2 separate regions of the Homo sapiens genome follow, and region 1 is linked to region 2. Evidence: read pairs that join two places in POLR2A ChIA-PET (ENCODE). Cell type or tissue: Panc1. All regions are shown on one strand.

Region 1 (2,500 bases), 770 kb before region 2:
GGGGGCTATGCAAGGGCGTGACATGCTCAGAGGCCTGCAGACAGGGGTGTGTTGGCAAATGTTTAAAATCCAGATTTCTTTCATTCTTTTTATTTTTTTTTTTGTGACGGAGTCTTGCTCTTGTCACCCAGGCTGGAGTGCAGTGGCGCGATCTTGGCTCACAGCAACCTCTGCCTCCTGGGTTCAAGCAATTCTGCCTCAGTCTCCCGAGTAGCTGGGATTACAGGTACCTGCCATCACGCCTGGCTAATTTTTTGTATTTTTAATAGAGATGGGTTTTACCATGTTGGCCAGGCTGGTCTGGAACTCCTGACCCCAAGTGGTCCACCCGCCTAGGCCTCCCAAAGTGCACGGTGTGAGCCACCGTGCCTGGCCTAAAATCCAGATTTCTGACCAAAAAAAAAAAAAAAAAAAAAAGCCAGAAAACCTTAACTGTGGCATTTGCTGATTCCTGTGGTGTAAATACTCTCACCACGGCTGATTTCAAGCTGCCAATTGCCTTGCAAAACTTTTGAGTATGTACAAAGCAGCTCTCACAAGCTGGGTGCTGGTATGAACCACTTCCAGCATGCCACAGCATCAGGTCATCTGTCATTGCCAAAATGCAGAGGCACTTGGGGAGGATAGGAGAAGAGGCTGGAGAGGTGGACTGAGAGAGGACTGGGAAGGGTTTGAACGTCACATTTGGGAATTTGAGCTTTAACATGAAGCAGCAAACGCCCAGACCCTGATTGGGTGGCTCTGGGTATATGTGTGAGCAAACAGTTGTCCTGCTGTTTGCTTTTCTGTTGTGCCCTGGCCGTCCCTTAAGCTGGTCCTCTGAATAACTCCAAGGGGCCTGTGTGGACTAGGTAGTAGACCTGGAGAAATGTGCACAGAATGTGAGGTGCATTGTTTTCTAATAGGGAGGGAGAAGGTGAGTTCTAGCTCACCCCAGGCAGCTGCACTGTGAGGCCATCCCTCATCTTAATGGGCTCATCCAAATCTCGTTTGCTAATGAGGAATTTAATGGTCACAGACTGACAAGCGAGGAGAAACGGGAAGGTCATTATGAAAATGAAGTATGTAGCTAAATACCACCTCACTTCCATCCCACCAGCCCACCCCTGTGTGCCAGCCTAGAGCGGGTAGGTTGGTGGGAGAAACAGGGACTGGCTTGATCTCAGCTTGAAACTGGGCTCCAGGCTGGGCCTGTGGGTCAGCACCACGGACAGGGCCAGCACTGTTCTTCAAAGTCCTGTGGGCTGGAATGCTTTTTCCTTTTTGCTCCCAGCCAGTTTGTTTGACCAAGACTCAGATGGGGTGTCACCTTCCCCTGCAAACCTTGCACACAGCCCCACATGGATGAGGGCCACAGTGTTTACATGACTTCTGCACATTCTCATAGTGCCTATGCCATGGTGCTAAAATGATACATTTCCTTGGCTGTTTTCCCTGCTAGCTTCTGAGTAACTTGAGTGCAGAGTCTGTACCATTCTCTGCACGTCTGGAATGCTGACCAAATGCCCGGTATTGTGAAAGACATAGGAAGAGAATTTCTGAGACTAAATGAATGAACTAGTGAACAAATGAGTAGGTAGAGGAGTGAAGGAACGAATGCATGAATAATGGGTTTGATGAAACCATCAATAGCAATGGAACCATAGGCCACGCTATTGAAAGGGAGGGTAAGGATCTGGATTCAAAAGAAACATCCCATCCCTTAGATTGCATACACAAGCCAGGCAGAGGGAAGTTAGAACAGAGATTTCCAGAAATCTCCACATCCACTCCTACATCCTCCCATCGTACAGGGCTGTTCATAATAAAACTACATATCCCAGCACTCTTTGCAGTCATTTGTGACCATGTGACTAACTTATGACCAATGGGGTGTAAGGAGATGTGTAAAGGGAGCTGGCATCTGTTCTCTGTTGCTGTAATGGAATATCTGAAACTGGGTAATTTGTAAAGAAAACACATTTATTTCTTACAGTTCTGGAGGCTGAAAGGTTCAAGGTCAAGGGACTGCATCTGGTGAGGGCCTTCTTGCTCATTTGGACTCTATATGGAGTCCCGAGGCAGCACAGGGCATCACAGGGTGAGAGGACAAGAAAAAACAGCCAAACTAACTTTTGTAACAGCCCTCTGGTGATAACTAACCCATTCCCAGGATAACTCATTAACCCGTGAATTTATCCCTTGTGACTCAATCACCTCTTAAAGGCCCACCTCTTAATACTGTTCCACCGGAGATTAAGTTTTAACATGAGTTTCGGCTTGAGTTTCAAAGGGGACAAACACTCAAAGCATAGCACATGTCCTTTTCCTTCCCTTCCTCCTCCCTGTTGGCTGGATGGTGGGAGTGATGGCTGGAGCTGAAGCAGCCGTCTTAGACTTGGAAGCCAGGCAACAACATGATAGAAGTGTGGGTCTTTTGATGACAGTGGGCTCCTCTCCTCATCCACCATGGAAGAGCTCAGTTGCATCTCACCTTGTGCTCAGTAGCCTGAGAAGGACG
Region 2 (2,500 bases):
ACCCTGCTGGGAGTGGGGAGTAAGAAGCATGCTTCATCCCACCCAAGATACCCACTTCTGCCCCACTCACTGTCCCTGCAGATGCCCCCTGGACTGTACTCCTGGCCAGTGTGGACCCCAAAGCTACCTCAGTGACAGTCAAGGGCCTGGTTCCTGCACGCTCCTACCAGTTCCGTCTTTGTGCCGTCAACGACGTGGGGAAAGGACAGTTCAGCAAAGACACCGAGAGGTGAGGGCACTGGCGCTCTACAGGGGCGTCGCCAGGACTCCAACAGGCAGGGGCTGCAGCCGAAACCGATGTGGCAGATTCTGGCTCAGCTCCTCCTGGCCCCCTCTAGGCTTCCGCCTCTGTAGAAGGGGAGAGCAATCCTGATGAGTGCCTCACCAGGATGTTGCAAAGGTTAAATGGGGTGCTCTGAGTAGGGCACTGGGGAACGCGGTGAGCACCAACCAAATGTAGTCATCCCAGTTACTGGGAGCTGTGCAAGCAAAAAGGCTCACCTCCTTCCACTCCACATCCGCATGGGCTGCTGTCATTGTTAAATGGATGCAAAATTCCAGAGATACAGGATCTACACAGATCTCCATATCCATGTCTTGCACGACGCCAGGCCCTGCTAGGGTTCCCGCAAAGCTTTTATAAAATGATGGAAATTGCTGGGCACGGTGGCTCACACCTGTAATCCCAGCACGTCAGGAGGCTGAGGCGGGCGGATCACCTGAGGTCAGGAGTTCGAAACCAGCCTGGCCAACATAGCAAAACCCAGTCTCTACTAAAATATGAAAATTAGCTGGGTGTGGTGGTGGGCGCCTGTAATCCCAGCTACTCGGGAGGCTGAGGCACAAGAATCCCTTGAATCAGGGAGGCAGAGGTTGCAGTGAGTCGAGATCCAGCCTGGATGACAGAGCAAGACTGTCTCAAAAAAAAAAAAAAAAAAAAAAGATGGAAATTGAATAAAAGCTGCAGATGCTTCATATAAAAACATCACACGGTGATACCCATCTATGTAGAAGGAGAATTCTATCCTCTCCAGCTCCGTAGAACAAGCAGCCACCTCTAGCAAGAAAGATGTCATGGGAGAGGTCAGAACAACCGTGATACAAATCACGTGCGCAAAGCCTTGCACTTGGCTCTTTGAAAGACGCCTGGGGCTTAAATCAATCATGGTGGTTTTGCCACAGTTGCAATGAGCTTGGGTCTCTCTGGCTTGTACTAAGGTAGCACCACTGGGGTCAAACAATCTCACGGGAGGGAGCAGTGGCAGGTGGCAGCCCGTGTGGAGAGCAGTTACAGGGGGATTTACATACTCACTGTTTACTGAGCAGCTACCGTGTGCCATGCCACGTTTGGACCACTGGAGGGAGGACAGGGAATGAACAGACATAGCCCCAGTGCATCTGGAGATACACAATCCCAACAACAGAGAGGCTGAAAGTGTAGGGGAAGCTACCCTGCAACTTCTCCTGCCCTGCGGCTGCACCGCATCACACTGACTCACCTTCCTAATGTACCTTCATGCAAACCGCCCTGAGTCACCAAGAAAAAGGCCAAATCCTCACGCTTGTAATCCCAGCACTTTGGGAGGCTGAGGGGGGCGGATCACTTGAGGTCAGGAGTTCGAGACCAGCCTGGCCAACATGGTGAAACCCCATCTCTACTAAAAATACAAAAATTAGCCAGGCATGGCGGCACGTGCCTGTAATCCCAGCTATTCAGGAGGCTGAGACAGGAGAATTGCTTGAACCCGGGAGACGGAGGTTGCAGTGAGGTGAAATCGTGCCACCGCACTCCAGCCTGGGGGACAAGAGTGAAATCTTTCCTCAAAAACAAAAAAGAAAAAGGCCAAATCACCCTTACCCCAGCCTCTACAAAAACACAGGAGCGGGCCAGGTGCAGTGGCTCATGCCTGTAATCCCAGCACTTTGGGAGGCAGAGGCAGGTGGATCACCTAAGGTCAGGAGTTCAAAACCAGCCTGGCCAACATGATGAAACCCCGTCTCTACTAAAAATATAAAAATTAGCCAGCCCTGGTGGCAGGCACCCATAATCCCGCTACTCTTGAGGCTGAGGCAGGAGAATTGCTTGAACCCGGGAGGCAGAGGTTGCAGTGAGGTGAGATCATGCCACTGCATTCCAGCCTGGGCGAAAGAGCAAAACTCTCTCAAATAAAACACGGGAGCGAGCAGCATGCTTAGGAAAGCTATCCATCAAAAAGCAAAAACATAAACAAAAAGGGAAAGTCATCCATCAAAAATAATTAACTTTTGTTTGGAGTGGACACGTGTCCGTGATGTGAAAAGTACACTTAGGCAGAACACAGCATCCCCCAGCAATGCCAGAGAAAGACGTGCTGTCGCGCTTGGCTCCCCGAGGCAGGGTGGGTGTCCTTGGCTCTCTCCCTCACACGCCATGCCCGCCCTGCTCCTGCCTGGGGCTCAGCTGGCCAGCAAAGGAGGCCTAGTTAAGGTACACCAGCAGCTGACCAGTGGGATGTGACCA

The links. ChIA-PET counts read pairs that join two places held together with the same protein. Peaks named below come from ENCODE experiments on the same cell type or tissue, not always from the same donor. Only the 100,000 strongest peaks of a DNase experiment are listed, where the experiment ranks them.
Region 1: POLR2A ChIA-PET joins it to region 2 with 7 read pairs; 2 of 35 experiments call an interaction of 5 or more read pairs at or near these places.

Annotation. Positions count from the first base shown.
Region 1 is chr17:74,189,694-74,192,193 of GRCh38, reverse strand. No RefSeq gene overlaps it. Among named protein-coding and RNA genes, the nearest start is that of RPL38, 13 kb to the left of the region's middle. In Panc1, no CTCF peak of the experiment used is centred here; no DNase peak of the experiment used is centred here.
Region 2 is chr17:73,420,016-73,422,515 of GRCh38, reverse strand. It overlaps SDK2 (sidekick cell adhesion molecule 2), which reads left to right. Exons shown (of 45, transcript NM_001144952.2): 15 at 82-229. Among named protein-coding and RNA genes, the nearest start is that of SDK2-AS1, 92 kb to the left of the region's middle. In Panc1, no CTCF peak of the experiment used is centred here; a DNase peak (open chromatin) is centred at 1,412.